2 separate regions of the Homo sapiens genome follow, and region 1 is linked to region 2. A link is an interaction called in ENCODE POLR2A ChIA-PET data of the cell type or tissue named here. Cell type or tissue: PC-9. All regions are shown on one strand. Each heading gives the region's core, and the rest is flanking DNA. Links, peaks and the distances in the headings are about the cores only.

Region 1 (9,426 bases), core at 727-8,726, 72 kb after region 2:
GATCTTTCTCTCTGAATATGTAGAAGCTCAAACTTCCTCTCTCTCTCTTTCATTAATTATATTCACTTTAGCCAGGTGTGGTGGCTCATGCCTGTAATCCCAGCAGTTTGGGACACCCAGGTAGGTGGATTGCTTGAGCCTAGGAGTTTGAGACCAGCCTGGGCAACATGGCGAAACCCCGTCCCTACAAAAATACAAAAATTAGCTGGATGTGGTGGTACACCCCTGTAGTCTCAGCTACACAGGAGACTGAGGTGGGAGGATCGCATGAGGCCAGGAGGTCAAGTCTGCAGTGAGCCGTGATTGCACCACTGCTTTCCAACCTGGGCGACATAGTGAGATCCTGTCTCAAAAAAAAAGATGAAAAAAAGTATATTCATTTTAGTTGCATATTGTGGACAACCATGAGAAAATAGTCTCCTACAAATTACATAGTAATTTGTCTTAAATATTAAAAAAGGTTATTTATTTATTTATTAAGACAGGGTCTTGCTTTGTTGCCCAGGTCAGAGTGCAGTGACACCATGGTTCACTGCAACCCTGACCTCCTGGACTCAAGCAATCCTGCCTCACCTTCCAGAGCAGCTGGGACTACAGGTGCGTGCCACCATGCTTGGCTAATTTATTTATTTTTTGTAGAGACAGGGTTTCACTGTGTTGCCTAGGCTGGAAAATAAGCGAACTCTTGGACTCAAGCAATCTGCCCGCTTCAACCTCCCAGAATATTGGGATTACAGGTGTGAGCCACTGTGCCTGGCAAAAGTCACTTATTTTTAATTGTGGTAAGATTCACATAACAAGGAGTTTCCCATCTTAACCATCGTTAAGCATACAGTTGAGCAGCATTCCGTACATTTTCATTTCTGTGCAACTATTACCACCATCCATCCACAGACCTTTTTTCATCTTGCAAAACTGAAACTCAGTACCCATTAAACAATAACTCCCCATTTCCTCCTCCCCCCAGCCCTTGCAACTACCATTCTACTCTCTGTTTCTATGAATTTGATTACTCTTGGTACCTTATACAAGTGGAATCATGCAGTGTTTGCCCTTTTGTGACTGGCTTATTTCACTTAGCATAATGGGTTCATCCATGTTGCAGCATCTGTCAGAATTTCTCTCTTTCTTATGGTTACATAGCATTCCACACATAGAGTTATGTGGCTCTATTGTAATTTGTTTCAGCAGTCCCCCTGATGGACTCTTGGGCTGTTTCAAGTCTTTTATTATTCCTGTTGGTGCTGCAGCAAAGACCCTCTTCTGTGGTCATTTTATGTAAGAGCAGGTGCGCTCCGAGAATGCAAGCCCAGCACTGAGGTTGCTGAGGCAGAGGGCGGGAGCTCGGTGATTGCCACTTGCCCCCCGCTGCCGTTGTATCATTTTGCACCCTCACCAGCAATGTAATAAGAGAAAGCAACCCCTTTTAACTCTTTTCATGGTTTCTTCTGCTAGCTACCCCTGTGTCTCCAAATGTTATGATTATTCTATTTCTTTTTCTTTTTTTTTTTTTTTTTGAGACAGGGTCTTGCTCTGTCATCCAGGCTGGAGTGCAGTGGCGCAATCATGGCTTGCTGCAGCCTTGACCTCCCAGGCTCAAGCCATCCTCCCACCTCAGCCTCCTGAGCAGCTGGGATTACAGGTGTGCGTCACCACGCCTGGCTAATTTTTTAATTTTTTGTAGAGACGAGGTCTCACTGTGTTGCCCAGGCTCGTCTCAAATTCCCGGGCTCAAGCAATCCTCTTGCCTTGGTCTCCCAGAGTGTTAGGATTACAGGCATGAGCCACAGTGCCCGGCCACTACTGCTTGATTTACCAATTTTAGAGTATCTGTTGGTGCCCTTCTAAGATAGATGATAATTTAGCTTTCATGACCTGCTCTTCCATTGCCCCCCTCATCCTCCCAACAGCATCCTGTGGCCTGTAGATTCTCTAGGGTCACCTTTATAAACCTGAGAGTCTCAGTTACCCTTTTTTTTTCTTCCTCATTCTGTCAATTCCTCCAAGCACTCTGTCCATGTCTCCCTCCCACTACTGCCATGTGTATTTTTTTTCTTTTCTGAGACAGGGTCTGGAGTGCAGTGGCACAATCATGGCTCACTGCAGCCTGGACCTCCAGGGCTCAAGCAATCCTCCCGCCTCAAGCCTCCCAAGTAGCTGGATCACAGGTGCGTGTCAACAGACCCGGCTAGTTTTTAAAATTTTTTGTAGAAATTGGGGGTCTCACCAAGTTGCCCAGGCTGGTCTTGAACTCCTAGGCTCAGTGATCCTCTTGCCTTGGACTTCCAAAGTACTTGGATTACAGGTGTGAGCCACCACGCCCAGGCTGCCATGTGTATTTTTTTTTTTCCAAGACGGAGTCTCGCTCTGTCTTCCAGGCTGGAGTGCAGTGGCGCAATCTCGGCTCACTGCAACCTCTGCCTCCCAGGCAGGTTCAAGCAATTCTCTGCCTCAGCCTCCTGAGTAGCTGAGATTATAGGCTTGCGCCACCATGTCTGGCTAATTTTTTTGTATTTTCAGTAGAGACCGGGTTTCACCATCTTGGCCAGGCTGGTCTTGAACTCCTGACCCCGTGATCCACCTGCCTCAGCCTCCCAAAGTGCTGGGATTACAGGTGTGAGCCATTGCGCCTGGCCTATGCCACATGTATTTTTATTTTTATTTTGTTTTTGTTTTGAGATGGAGTTTCACTCTTGTTGCCCAGGCTAGAATGCAATGGTGCGATCTCGGCTCACTGCAACCTCTCCCTCCTGGGTTCAAGCGATTCTCCTGTCTCAGTCTCCCAAGTAGCTGGGCTTGCAGGTGCCTGCCACCACGGCCAACTAATTTTGTATTTTTGGTAGAGACTGAGTTTCTCCATGTTGGTCAGGCTAGTCTCAAACTCTTGACCTCAGGTGATCCGCCTGCCTTGGCCTCCCAAAGTGCTGGGATTATAGGCGTGAGCCACCGCGCCCAGCCTATTTTTATTTTTAAGTCATCAAGACTGAATGACCTTTCCATCCTCTTCTGTAACCACAATGACATCTTGGGTGTTTTGTTCTATAGGTTGAGTCTAAACATTGAAGATGATTGGAAGCAGATGCAGGCATTATTTCTTGCAGAGCTTTTACATTACTGCAACCGTATAACTTGCTTTGCTCTCTGTCCTTGACTTGGATCCTCTACTCTGGTGCTTGATTGAGCAGCAGAACCATGTGGGGTAGAAAGGGAGTGGGGGAGAGGTGCCTTTAAAAATGCATATTCCTAGACCTCACCCGAGACCTGCCAAGATCTGTGGAGGACCTGGGAGTTTGTGTATTTTAAAGCTATCCCCCTTGCCCTGGAATGATGGTATGCAGTGGCAGTGGGCATTTGGAGTGGTAGGCACCTTAGTCAGTATTGGATGAATGTTGACTGACCTTATTTAATAAATGAATAGCCTCTTGCCTGCAGCCTCACCAGCCCTGTGCCCCTTCATCCACAGGTACACACCCCGGGACACACAATCCTTACTTTAGGAAACCTCCCTGGACCCTCCACCTTTTCTCATGGTCTTTGATGCTGCAACTCCTGTGTGGGCCCAGTCTCCTGGCTACCCATCCACCCTCCTTCTCTCTGCCCTTCAGCCCTGTGGTTTAGTGACAGGGAAGGCTCAGGCCCCTTCTGGGGTTCTGACAGGGCTGCCTTTGGGCAAGGAGCACAGCGCAGTAGAAGCATGGGATGTGTATGGCGACGGGCCCCGAGTCTACCCACTTGTTTATTCATTCACTCAGCATCTTCTGGCATGTGTATGTGTGGGCAAGGCTCTGAGGGAGGATCTATGTGAGAGAAAAAGTTGAATCTTACAAGTTCCAGTTATTAAGTTTCCAAGAAAGATACGGAGGAGTCAGGAGGAGCAGGGAGGGCTCTTTTCTGACTTCACTGCTCTCCCGGGGATGCTTCAGGGCAGTGTGTCTCATGCAGGCACAGGCTCTGACCCGCTAGTGGGCTGTGAAGTCACTTGAATGGGCTCAGCCATCATCGACAGAAATGGATAGGGTAGAATTGGAATGCATCCACCCTATAAGGGCTGTTATGGTTTCATTAATTCTTTCTTCAGCTCTGGCTATTCTCTGGTTAAATATGTCCAGTGAGTTTTAAATTTTGGTTATTGAAGCTTTTTTTATTTCTAGAAGTTCTACTTGGTTCTTTTTTCAGTCTGCTATGTCATTTTTTTTTATCGTTTTCTGTTCTCTGCAGGGATCTTCAAGCTTTTTTTTTTTTTAATTGATTGAAGCAGAGAAGACATATCTGTTTTACAGGTGATGTCTGCGTCTGAAGTCTCTGCCTGTGTCTGTTTTTAGTGTCTATTTTGTGGGCTTGTTCTCCCTCGCGGTGTCTGGTTCCCAAGGATCCCTGCTTTTCTTTGAGCATATACTGGTTATTGCATTTGAAAAGTCTGGTTTGAGTTGCCGGGCGGGGTGGTTCACGCCTGTAATCCCAGCACTTTGGGAGGCCGAGACGGGTGGATCACGAGGTCAGGAGATCGAGACCATCCTGGCTAACATGGTGAAACCTCGTCTCTACTGAAAAATACAAAAAATTAGCCGGGCGTGGTGGCACGCGCCTGTAATCCCAGCTACTCAGGAGGCTGAGGCAGGAGAATGGTGTGAACCCGGGAGGCGGAGCTTGCAGTGAGCCGAGATCGCGCCACTGCACTCCAGCCTGGGCGACAGAGTGAGACTCCGTCTCAAAAAAAAAAAAAAAAAAAGAAAAGTCTGGTTTGAGTCTAGGATGAAGGTACCTTCCTCCAGGAAGGCCCTGGTGTTCCTTCTGCCAGACTCCTGAGGGTCTCGCCAGTTCAAGCCCACTTGAAGCCCAGGTCGTTTGGGGTTACTTGAACCATCTGGGGGATTCCAACTAGTATCTTTAGCTCCTGACATGAGCTGTTCTACTGTGGGCTCAGCCCTTGTCTGAGACTGTATCCCTATAGGGTCCCGGTCTTCTGTTGACCCCTCACCTTCTGTGGGCCTGGGCATGGACCTCTGATCCTTCCATCTGAAGAAGCTGTCAAAATAAAAGTCCATGCTTCCGGGAATCAGGAAGTCGCCTCAAGGCAAAAGTAGCTGAGTGTTTCTATGTCTGTTTTGTTTTCCTTTCTATCTTCTCTTTTTGGTGGGTAATTCTTCACCATCTTGTTGATTCTTTAAGTCTTAGCATAACACACATTTTAAAAATCCAGTTGTTTTAGTTGCTTTCTGTCACCATAGAAGGTCACCATGGTTCTCAGCCCTGTCGGACCTGGAGCCTGGTACCATGACCAGGGACAGGGAGTCCTCATGCCGTTTTAAGCAGTGGTGATCTAAGTTTTATTTCTTAGGTGAGTCAAGGTCGGAAAAGCTTGAGACCCCTGCTCTAGGGGCTGTACCTGTCCCTTTCTGCCTTTTCTCCTGTCTGGACTAGGGTTCGAAGGGGCTGGTGGGCCATGTGGAGACCAAGTAGCTGACAATCCCCAGGACCTGTGGGCTCAGACACAGGGCCCTGCACCTCTCAGCCCTTCCGGTCTCAGCTCAGCACCTCCCTTGCCTGGCCCCTCTTTCCTGCATGAGCTCCCTGCCCCTGCCAGGAGGAACCTCTGTCCTGTTTCTAGATGCGCCATATCCTCTCCCACCTCCTGCTCTTTCCTCCAGTTGTGTGCCTCGTAACCTCTTCCTCCCTCCAAGGCTAAATCAAACCCTACCTCCTTATACAGGAGGAAGTAATTTCTGGGTTGATGTATGCATCCGGCAGATTCATGCTGAGCCAACAGGTTAGGGGCTGGAGAAACAGTGATGAGCTTAACCAGGCCCTGCCAGCCTGCCCACCCCGAGTCTGGTGAGGGTAGCAAAAAACATAAAGTGGAATTGATAAATAATATAATCTATCCATATCCATATTTTTATTTTTTATTTTTTGGGACGAAGTCTTGCTCTGTCACCCAGGCTGGAGTGCAGTGGTGTGATCTCAGCTCACTGCAGCCTCTGCCCCCGACCCCCGGTTCAAGTGATTCTCCTGCCTCAGCCTCCTGAGTAGCTGGGATTACAGGTGCGTGCCACCATGCCCGACTAATTTTTGTATTTTTAGTAGAGATGGGGTTTCACCACGTTGGTCAGGCTGGTCTCGAACTCCTGACCTCGTGATCTGCCCGCCTTGGCCTCCCAAAGTGCTGGGATTACAGGCATGAGCCACCGTGCCTGGCCTATATATCCATATTTATATAATGCAAAATGGTGGCGGTCTAGAGCCAGGGTCTGAGTGAGCCTGGAGCCAGGGGGAGGGAATGAGGTAGTTTAATGTCCTCAGTGTGACAAAAAAGAGAAAAGAAAGGAAAGTAACTTTAAAAATATATATATTTTAGTTTTTAGACAGGGTCTTGCTCTGTCGCTCAGGCTGGAGTGCAGTGGCATGATCAGGGCTCACTGCAGCCTTGACTTCCTGGTTTCAAGGGATTCTTCTGCCTTAGTCCCCCAAGTAGCTGGGACTACAGGCATGTACCACCATGCCCAGCTAATTTTTTTGAATTTTAGTAGAGACAATGTCTCGCTATGTTGCCAAGGCTGGTCTTGAAATCTTGGCTCAAGCGAACCTCCTGCCTCAGCCTCTTGAGCAGCTGGGATTACAGATGCACACCACCATGCCTGGCTAATTTTTTATTTTTTTAAATTATTTTTATTTTTTCCCACCACTTGCTGCCTGTTGATAATTTTTTATTAACTTTTTTTTTTTTTTTTTGTAAAGACAGGATTTCGTCATGTTGCCCAGGCCAGTCTCGAACTCCTGGCCTCAAGTGATCCTCCTGCCTCGGCTTCCCATAGTGCTGGAATTACAGGCGTGAGCCACTGCGCCCAGCCCACTTACCTTTAAATCATGAATGTGGCAGCCACACATGCACCCATTTGGTGTGGCCATGAGTGATGTATTTTCTGAAATAGCAGAAAACTCCTGGGAAAATTTGAACAACACAAAGGACAGCTTTCCCTCAGTTTATATTGGAGTTGCATTCCTGGAAAATTCAGTGTTTGCTAAATCCATGCAAAAAAATTTGTGCCTCTGTGTATAGCTCTAGGCCCAGAACACTGCTCATAGATGTCCACCTATGCGTGTGGGCAGGACATTTGCCATCAGGCATCACCCAGGATAATCTCTGTGGTGCAGGCGTCCAGCAACCCTGTTCTGCTCACTAAGTGCCACTGTGACAATTGGTGGTACAACCCAAATCACTCCCTGCCCACTGAATTTCCGGAACATTCCCTGGTGTGTCCCATTCCCCACCACTCTGTTGGGAATTGCCTGCCTCTAACAAGGCACTGAGATCCACAAAATGATGTGGGGAAGCCCTGGGAGTGCCAACCCAGCCTGAAGAGGCAGGAGGACCCCAGCTGCCTCCTGAGGGCCGAGCCGAACCCATAAAGATGCACTCTCTGCCGGGCGTGGTGGCTCACGCCTGTAATCCCAGCACTTTTGTAGGCCGAAGTGGGTGGATCACTTGAGGTCAGGAGTTTGAGACCAGCTTGGGCAATATGGCGAAACCCCGTCTCTACTAAAAATACAAAAATTAGCCAGGCATGGTGGTGCATGCCTGTAATCCCAGCTACTTGGGAGGCTGAGACAGGAGAATTGCTTGAGCCTGGGAGGTGGAGGTTGCAGTGAGCCGAGATTGCATCACTGCACTCCAGCCTGAGCTACAGAGTGAGACCGTGTCTCAAAAAAAATAAGAAAAATAAAAAAAATAAAAAAGACACACTCTCTCCAACAAACTGAGTGCTCTTTCGGAAGTGATGTCCACTCATGCTGGCAATGCTGAGGGGCCTAGGTGGGGCAGCCCTTGGTGGCTCCATCTGCTTGTGGAATTGCCATTTTTCCCTTTTCTTTCTAGGAAGTTCTGTCTTCCTTGATCTTTGGTTCACTCTGTTTCTACTCCCGATGGTCCCATGGAGCTTTTGCCTCCTTATGAACTGGATGGAAAATCTAATTTTTCTTTGGTCCCTTGGGACTGGATGACCAGCTTTGACCAGAGAAAAGACACAGCTTTCTTAGAGGGAACAGGAAAGGACCTGAAGAAGGGGTTTTGTTTCTGGGACCCTCGAGTGGCTCTCTCCTCTCCAGTCTCCCCACACAGCCATCTCCTTTCTGTTCCACACTGCCAGAGCATTGTACAATCAGGGACTCACACAGCTGCAGCATGAGAGGGATCTCAGGGCCACTGAGTCCTGCTCCGTGCCCAGGCTGTGGATCCCTCCTGTGATGGGGAGCTCACTGCTTCCCAGCCCAGCCCAGGCTATTGTCACACAGGCCCAGTCACCCACACCAGCCCCTCACCAGCACCCAGAATCCTCCCTCCCCTCCTACCAAGCTTTCGAACAGGCTTTTCCAACTCCTGCCTCCTTTGGATAAGCAGAAAAATTGGACACCCTTCCTGCAGCTTAGGCTTATGGGAATGACACTTGTTTTATCTACTTGCCAAAATAAAAATTGTACTAGAGAACATGTTTCTGGAATTTGGATTTGCCTTGTCTTAGGTCAGATTCCTAGAAGCAGAGCCTAAGATGGGTGAATTCTTGAGGAAGTTCTCAGGAGAACACAGTGAGGGAGCCTCTTCCTCTTTGTATAGGGCAGGAGAAGAAGCTGAGCAAGGGTGTGGTTTCAGTGGAAGATGCGCCTCAGCCTGACCCCTCGGGGAGCTCAGGATTGTGAGCTGTTCCTCGGACTGTCCCCTCCAGAGGCTGGGCTGTTCTATGCCTGTGTCAGTCACTGGATAGGGGCTGCCCCTGGGAAGAGGGGTATGTCATTTCCCAGGCATCTGTGTGCAAGATGGTTTCCATCAGCCAAGGCAATTAGCTAAAGAGGATGCAGATGTGAGCTGTTAGCTGCCAATACTCACAAAAGCTGGGCACAGACATGGCATAAGGGTGAGGCCCCAGCAGCCTCTGGTAAATCTCCTAGGGGAAGAGGGCACGTGTCCACCCCACCAAGTGAGATGCACTGCTCTCAAACCTGCCTCTGAGCCTCCCCATTCTACTCAGCATATTCCAGGATGCTCCAAATTCTGTGAGGTTCTTCCAACCGCTTCCTCTCTACCTGCAGCGGGGAACGGGGGTGGGGAAGGGTTGGGAGAGAAGAGCTGCAGGCTGGGGTTTTCTCCAGGGAGGGCCCTGAGCCCCAGATGAATCATTCCCCTCACCCCCAACCTGCCCCACCACAGACTGCCTCTTCAAGGTGTGCCCCATGAACCGCTACTCGGCCCAGAAGCAGTACTGGAAGGCCAAGCAGACTAAGCAGGACAAGGAGAAGATCGCTGATGTGGTGTTGCTGCAGAAGCTGCAGGTATGTGTGTGTGTGCAGGCGTGCATCTGTGCACATGTACCAGGAACCTGGGTACACAAGCAGCGGTGCTGCTTGTCGGAGCCAGTAGGGGCTCTGTGGCTGAGC
Region 2 (8,000 bases), core at 1-8,000:
CCAGCTCCCAGGACCTGCACAGAGACCCATGCGAGCTACTGCCTCCCTGAAGATGTCCTTGTGGGCCCAGCGGTTGTAGCTCACCTGCTAGGTTGCAGAGGTAAGGTGACCATCTCTGGGTCGGCAGGGGCAGCCACCCCTTCAGCCTCCTGTTCCTGCTGATGGCGGTAAAAAACGTAGCTGCGGAAAACCTCCTCTGTGTCCTGGGCTACCTGCTCCTCTGAGGATCAAAGCTGGGAGTCAGGGAGAGAGGGCCGAACCCTGGCAGCCCCATGCCTTATAGGGGATTCACTCTTCCTAAGGCCATAGCTGTCCTCACCCATGGAAAGAAATATCCCAACCAGGTGCGGTGGCTCACGCCTATAATCCCAGCACTTTGGGAGGCCGAGGTGGGCAGATCACCTGAGGTCGGGAGTTCAAGACCAGCCTGACCAACATGGAGAAACTCTGTCTCTACTAAAAATACAAAATTAGCCGGGTGTGGTGGCACATGCCTGTAATCCCACCTACTCAAGAAGAGGCTGAGGCAGGAGAATTACTTGACCCCGGGAGGCGGAGGTTGCGGTGAGCGGAGATCGTGCCACTGCACTCCAGCCTAGGCAACAAGAGCGAAACTCTGTCTCAAAAAAAAAAAAAAAATGGCCGGGTGTGGTGGCTCATGCCTGTAATCCCAGCACTTTGGGAGGCCAAGGCGGGCGGATCACGAGGTCAGGAGATTGAGACCATCCTGGCTAACATGGTGAAACCCCGTCTCTACTAAACAAAATACAAAAAATTAGCCAGGCGTGGTGGGAGGCGCCTGTAGTCCCAGCTACTCGGGAGGCTGAGGCAGGAGAATGGCGTGAACCCGGGAGTTGGAGCTTGCAGTGAGCCTAGATCACGCCACTGCACTCCAGCCTGGGCAATAGAGCGAGACTCCATCTCAAAAAACAAAACAAAACAAAACAACAACAACAAAAAAAACAAAAAAAAAAAAAAGAAAAGAAATATCCCTACTTCAGCACCTTAGCCGCCCCTAGAGCTTATGCTGTGTGGAGAGTTGTTCCGGCACTTGCATTGAGTCCTCACAGTAGCCCTGGGAGCAGGCAATCCCCAGCTGGCAGGGGGAAAATGGCACAGGGTGTCTGAGTAACGTGTGCAAGGTCATACAGCCAGAACAAGCCGGGGAACCGGGACAGTCCCGGGCATTTGGGGTCCTGAGTCTACATTAGTACATCTCAGCTCCGCAGCCCTTTGCGTGCAGGGAAATGTGGGAAACAAAATCTGAATTTGTAGCTGCGGCCCAGAAAAGTCACACAGGGAGATAGTGACAGACCTGGGACCTGATTCCCAAGTCCAGGGAACAGCCCGCCGTGAGGTGTGAGCTGGGGCTTCCCTGGCTATCCCCTGGGAAGAGGGAAGGAGGGCAGCCATCTTACTTCCTCCCCAAGTCACAATAATTGCGTTCCCTGTTGAGCAGACCTGACTGGGTGATTGGCCAGCTTACTTCCTTATTTCTCCCGCTGGAGGGATACAGCAGCCAGGCCCCACTCTAATTCCTGCCTCCCTCGCCCGTGACCCAGCCCTCTGCCCCGGTGGCACTGTGCCTACCTTACACTCACTTCCTGGCCTCTCCCAACCTCCAGGCCCTCCCCAGTCCAGACTCCTCCCCCTCCTGGGCTTAACCTTGACAGCAGCTCCAGCCTCTGAGCCCGTGGGTGGGGAAGAGTATTCCCCACCCACAGTGGGTGAACCGAGGCGAAGGAGCCTGCCTGAGTCCTGCTCCTTCCATCCTCACGACAGCACTCATGGTTATGGGATGGGTGAGGGGGCAGGAAGACCCTTACCAGAAGCAGAGGGCAGGGCAGGCTCTCCGCACTCCTGCCTGGGAGGACCTGGGCCTTGCCCCGAAGCCATTTTTCAGGTCTCAGTGGAGGACGGGATCAGCCTGCGGGGAAGGGCGAGAAAAAGCAGAGATGGGGGTGAGCACAGACCTGTGACTGGGGACCCCATACAGGTTGCCATGTCCACATAGGAGAGAGGATCCCCCATTCCCAGAAAGGCCCTTAGTCCTCTGGGACTTTGGCCAGGCCGGTCTCAAACTCCTGACCTCGTGAGTCTGCCTCGGCCATCCACAGTGCTGGGATTACAGGTGTGAGCCACCGTGCCTGGCCTCCTCTGGGACTTTTTATTCTTACTCCAGCATGGGTCCCAGTGAAGTCTGCTGGGAGGAAACAACTTACTGAACACTCCCTCTTTGAGGGAGACAGGGTAAGAAGGTGAGGCAGCCAAGGGCAGACTGAGGTATCTGCACCATCGAGGAGGGTGTGGCTGCAGCAGTGCCCGCTGGCTCTCAAGTTCATGCCACTCCTGGGGCAAGAGCCTGGGGGGTTTTTAGCTGTTCCTGGGGCCTCCTGCAGCCCACCCAGCACATGCTTATTGCAAGCGAGCCACTGCCCAGCCAATGGCCCATGAAGGCTGTCCTCAGAGGCCCTACTTCCCTCTGGCTGGCCAGAACACACCTGTTTTTTAACTCTGGGCTGTTAGCCGCAAACATTTCCTGAGAGCCTAAGATATACTCTCCCACTTAGGAGCACTCTGTGGGTGGTGAACACTGGAAACTCACATGAACCCAGCAGGGTGAGCGCCATCATACCCACTTTACAGGCAGGAAAAGTGAGGCACAAAGAGTTGAGTGCCCGAGGTCACATCGTTAGTCACGGAAAGTCAGGTTGTTTGTCTGAATCTCCGTGAGTCCATGTACTCAACACGCATGCAAGATTTCTTTTCCAGTTTGTGGACCTCAGAGTGTGTTCTTTCTCAGGGCAACTTTCCCTATTTACCTCCTGTCTGTGCCTTCCCCACTGCTGCCTTGCAGTGACCGGAGGGAGCCCTCAGGATCAGGGCCTTCTTTGAAGCCCCATAACCTGCCTCGTACTCCCACCACACACCTGGTCTTCTGTCCCCGGCCCCAATTTTCCTCTTTGCCTGGTCCTGACCGCAGCCCCAACCTGCTGTGACCCCTCATCAGGGCGAGTGTTTCCTGGATGTCAGCTGTTTCACTTTCAGTTTGCACCCCTCCCAGAGCCCCATTTCCCCAGGCAGCCTCCAGCCCTCAGAAGGAGAGCGCCCTCCTCCTATCCCAGAGGGAGGGGGTGTGCAGCCCCACCCTGGGCCAAGCACACAGCCCCACCCCCACCGCCCAGGGCCTGGGGACCTTCGCCCACCCTCCTTCCGCTAGGCCTGGGAGTGTTTTCGAAAGTGCCCCAAGAGCTCTCAAGAAGGGGTGGAGGAGGGCTGGACCACCTGTGCCCTCACCCAGCTCCCCACTCCTCCTCGATCTGCCGGACAGGGACAGGGTGAAGGCAGACCTTCCTCTCCTCCACCTCTAGGGGCAAGGCCTTGTTAAAACAGAACTTTGCAGCCGGGCATAGTGGCCCACGAGGTCAGAAGTTCAAGACCAGCTTGGCCAACATAATGAAACCCCATCTCTACTAAAAATACAAAAATTAGCTGGGCATGGTGGCGTGCGCCTGTAGTCCCAGCTACTCGGGAGGCTGAGGCAGGAGAATCGCTTGAACCTTGGAGGCGGAGGTTGCGGTCAGCCGAGATTGCGCCACTGCACTCCAGCCTGGGCAACAGAGCGAGACTCCATTTCAAAAAACAAAAAAAAAGAGTTTTGCTTGCCTCCCACCCCCCGTAGCTCCTTACATAAGATGGCCTTCCTTCTTCCCCAGTCTCCAGGACCCGGCACCCCCAGGACAGTAGGGCTGGAGGATGCTGACTGCACCTCCAACTCCCTCTACCAACACCCCAGGCTTCCGAGGGGAGCAGGTAGAGCCTCAGAACACCCACCAAGGCCAGCAACCTATGCTGACTCAGGCCTAGCTCTGCCTCCCCCATCCAAGTGGCCTAAATTCCCGGTGAGGGGAGCCACCCCCGACTTCCTGGGCTTGCTGGGCCCCGATGAATGTTGCCCAGGGATACATGCCTGGCCAGGCCCTGGACCCAGTCTAGGGATGTTGGGCAGCAGCAAGCGCTGAGAAAGTTCTCTCTCTGCCCTTGACCTTGGCTCTGACCTCCACTCCCATCTCCCAGACTGTTAAAGGACCCAGTTCTTACAGTTCTCCGGCATCCAGGGCTGGGCCAAGAGGGGAAGCTGTGAGGGGCAGCCAGAGGCAGGCATGGCAGGATCAGGTCCCCAGCCGGGGCGGCAGACCTGCCCAGGGAAGCCTTGAGCTTCCCCTTCCCCACCCGGCTCCCGGCAGGCTCCCTGCCCCACCCTGGGGCTGGGGCTGCTGAGATCTGGGAGGATGGACAAGACCCTTCCAGCTTACCTGCCGGGATCCTGGCCCAACCCGGGTGGCTCAGCAGGGTGGAGATGGAGGTCCCGAGGGGCTGGCGGCTGCTGCTCCCAGGGGCTGAGTGGGAGCCCAGTTTCCAGGAATGGGCGTCAGTGCATTCCCGGCATCTGGATGTAGCCTTTACTTGTCCCTGTGCAGCCCGAGGGACCCGCGAGACTCCAGTGATCATAGAGGTGCCAGCGGCACCCGGCTCCAATCAGCTCCCTCTAGAGGAAGTTGCTCTGTGGCCACCGGATGCAGACGCACAGGCCGACAGCCTGTAGGGTGATCTGGGTGGGCCAGGCCCAGGAGCATGTCCCGCCCACTTTCCCCACCCCACCTCCCAGGCAGGCAGGGCGGCTGTCAGTGGCCCACTGCTTTTCCCATCCCTGATTCTCAATCCTTGTCTTTGATCTTCTCCCCCACCTCTACATCAATCAATACCAATAAAAAACCCAGGGTGAGAAGTTTCTTAAGCACTGCTGCATGCCTGGCACTTTAGCAACTATTTGTCTCATTGGATCTTCTCAGCAACTCTTGTAAGTGAGTGCTGTTGACAATACCCATTCAGATGAACAGAGGCTCAGCTGGGTTAATCATCAGTTCTGGGCCAGGCGCGGTGGCTCACGCCTATAATCCCAGCACCTTGGGAGGCTGAGGCAGGCAGATCACGAGGTCAAGAGATCGAGACCATTCTGGCTAACATGGTGAAACCCCGTCTCTACTAAAAATACAAAAAATTAGCTGGGTGTGGTGGCGGGCGCCTGTAATCCCAGCTAGTTGGAAGGCTGAGGCAGGAGAATCCCTTGAACCTGGGAGGTGGAGGTTGCAGTAAACCAGGATTGCGCCATTGCACTCCAGCCCTGGTGACAGTGCAAGACTCCATCTCAAAAAAAATAAATAGTAATAATCAGTTCTGTAGTCGCATTGGGGAATACTAATACTAGATTGAGATTCAACCTGCAATTTAGACCTGTGCACCATGCACCTTGGTGGTCTCTGGATGTTTGAAATCCTGAAGGTGATAGTCAAGTAAACGGAGATTAAAACTCAATAGAGGCTGGGCCCAGTGGCTCACGCCTGTAATCCCAACACTTTGGAAGGCTGAGGTGGGAGGATTGCTTGAGCCCAGGAGTTCAAGACCAGCCTGGGCAACAAAGTGAGACCATGTCTCTACAAAAAAAAATTAGAAATTAGCTGGGTATGGTAGTGCACACCTGTGCATTTGGTGGTCCCAGCTACCTAGGAGGCTGAGGCAGGAGGATCACCTGAGCACAGGAAGTCGAGGCCACAGTGAGCCATGTTTGCACCACTGCATTCCGCCCTGGGCAACAGAGCAAGACCTTGTCTCAACAACAACAAAAAAGGCAGCCAGCTGCGGTGTGTCACGCCTAGAATCCCATCCCAGCCATTTGGGAGGCCAAGGCAAGAGGATCGCTTGAGGCCAGGTGCAGGAGTTCCAGGCCAGCCTGGGCAACAGCAATACCCTGCTTATACCAAAAAAAAAAAAAAAAAAAAAAAAAATTAGCAAGGCATGGTGTTGTATGCCTGTGGTCTTAGCTACTGGGGAGGCTGAGGTGGGAGGATTGCTTGAGCCCAGGAGGTCGAGGCTGCAGTAAGCTATGATTGCACCAGGGCAACAGAGGGAGAGTCTGTCTCTAGAAAAAAAAAAAAAAAAAAAAAAAAGGCCGGGCACGGTGGCTCACGCCTGTAATCCCATCCCAGCACTTTGGGAGCCCGAGGCAGGCAGATCACCTGAGGTCAGGAGTTCAAGACCAGCTTGCCTAACATGGCGAAACCCCGTCTCTTTTAAAAATACACAAAAGGGAGGCCAAGGCAGGTGGATCACCTGAGGTCAGGAGATTGAGACCATCCTGGCTAACATGGTGAAACCCCGTCTCTACTAAAAATACAAAAAAATTAGCCGGGCATGGTGGCAGGCGCCTGTAGTCCCAGCTACATGGGAGGCTGAGGCAGGAGAATGGCGTGAACTCAGGAGGCAGAGCTTGCAGTGAGCCGAGATCACGCCACTGCACTCCAGCCTGGGTGACAGAATGAGACTCCGTCTCAAAAAAAAAAAAAAAAAATTGGTCGGGCACGGTGGCTCACGCCTGTAATCCCAGCACTTTGGGAGGCCGAGGCTGGCTGATCACCTGAGGTTGGAAGTTCGAGACCAGCCTGACCAACGTGGAGAAACTCCACCCCTATTAAAAATACAAAATTAGCCAGGCGTGGTGGCGCATGCCTGTAATCCCAGCTACTCTGGAGGCTGAGGCAGGAGAATTGCTTGAACCCGGGAGGCAGAGTTGTGGTAAGCTGCGATTGCGCCATTGCACTCCAGCCTGGTCAACAAGAGCGAAACTCCATCTCAAAAAATAATAATAATAATAAATAAATAAAATAAAGCCGGTTGTGGTGGCGTGCGCCTATAATCCCAGCTACTTGGGAGGTTGAGGCAGGAGAATTGCTGAACCCAGGAGGCGGAGGTTGCAGTGAGCTGAGATTGTACCACTGCACTCCAGCCTGGGTGACAAGAGTGAAACCCCATCTCAAAAAAATAAAATAAAAATAGGGCCGGGCACGGTGGCTCATGCCTGTAATCCCAGCACTTTGGGAAGCCGAGGTAGGTGGATCACAAGGTCAAGAGGTCGAGACCATCCTGGCCAACATGGTGAAACCCTGTCTCTACTAAAAATACAAAAATTAGCCGGGCGTGATGGCGGGTACCTGTAGTCCCAGCTACTCAGGAGGCTGAGGCAGGAGAATCGCTTGAAGCCAGGAGGCGGAGGTTGCAGTGAGCCAAGATTGTGCCACTGCACTCCTGCCTGGCGACAGAGCTAGACTCCATCTCAAGAAATTAAAAATAAAAATAAAAACAAGGCCGGGCCCGGTGGCTCTCGCCTGTAATCCCAGCACTTTGGGAGGCCGAGGCGGGTGGATCACGAGGTCAGGAGATCGAGACCATCCTGGCTAACACGGTGAAACCCCATCTCTACTAAAAATACAAAAAATTAGCTGGGCGCCGTAGCAAGCGCCTATAGTTCCAGCTGCTTGGGAGGCTGAGGCAGGAGAATGGCGTGAACCCAGGAGGCAGAGCTTGCAGTGAGCCGAGATAGCCCACTGCACTCCAGCCTGGGCGACAGAGCGAGACTCTGTCTCAAAAAAATAAATAAATAAAAATAAAAACAAATAAATAAATAGACTTAGTGGGGTCTGTGCTACCACCTGGACACAAAACCTGGATGCTAAGAGGGAAGACAGATACTGTCTGGCTGCTGGGAGTGTTCTTGAGGACAGAACAAACCCAGGAAGGACAGAGGTGTGTGCAGTCCTCAATAGCCCCTGCCCTCAGGGTTCAGTTCCCTCCCTGCCTCTCCCTGTTTGCTCCCTGCCAAGCTTCCTGGGGCTCTCACATCTTTTCCTCCAAGTCTCCACCCCCTTTCCCCCAAAATCCCTGCCTGCCCCCCACACCTCCTTCCCTGCTTCATCAAACCCCTGCCCCCTCTACCTCCAACTAATCTCCCCCAACCTCCCATCCTCCCCAGTCTTTGCTTCCCAGAATTCTGGGAAGTTTCCAACTGGAGGTTTTAATTTGAAAACTCTTCCTGTTCTTAAGCAGTTGGTCCTGGGGTGGCTGTTACAGGATCTGAATTGGGGACCTTCTCAGGATGGAGGCCC

What was found. ChIA-PET counts read pairs that join two places held together with the same protein. Peaks named below come from ENCODE experiments on the same cell type or tissue, not always from the same donor. Only the 100,000 strongest peaks of a DNase experiment are listed, where the experiment ranks them.
Region 1: POLR2A ChIA-PET joins it to region 2 with 10 read pairs; 8 of 35 experiments call an interaction of 5 or more read pairs at or near these places.

What each region holds. Positions count from the first base shown.
Region 1 is chr6:33,646,567-33,655,992 of GRCh38, forward strand. ITPR3 (inositol 1,4,5-trisphosphate receptor type 3) reads left to right here. Exons shown (of 58, transcript NM_002224.4): 3 at 9,200-9,321. Among named protein-coding and RNA genes, the nearest start is that of ITPR3-AS1, 18 kb to the left of the region's middle. RefSeq lists enhancers at 4,075-4,575, 4,576-5,076. In PC-9, for the core only: no CTCF peak of the experiment used is centred there; no DNase peak of the experiment used is centred there.
Region 2 is chr6:33,575,709-33,583,708 of GRCh38, forward strand. It overlaps BAK1 (BCL2 antagonist/killer 1), which reads right to left and starts at 4,568. Exons shown (of 6, transcript NM_001188.4): 1 at 4,317-4,568; 2 at 1,827-1,927; 3 at 85-220. The coding sequence starts at 1,896. It also overlaps the pseudogene GGNBP1. RefSeq lists a silencer at 3,124-3,233 and an enhancer at 3,142-3,787. In PC-9, for the core only: a CTCF peak has its summit at 4,633; a DNase peak (open chromatin) is centred at 4,563; H3K4me3 peaks cover 2,098 bases.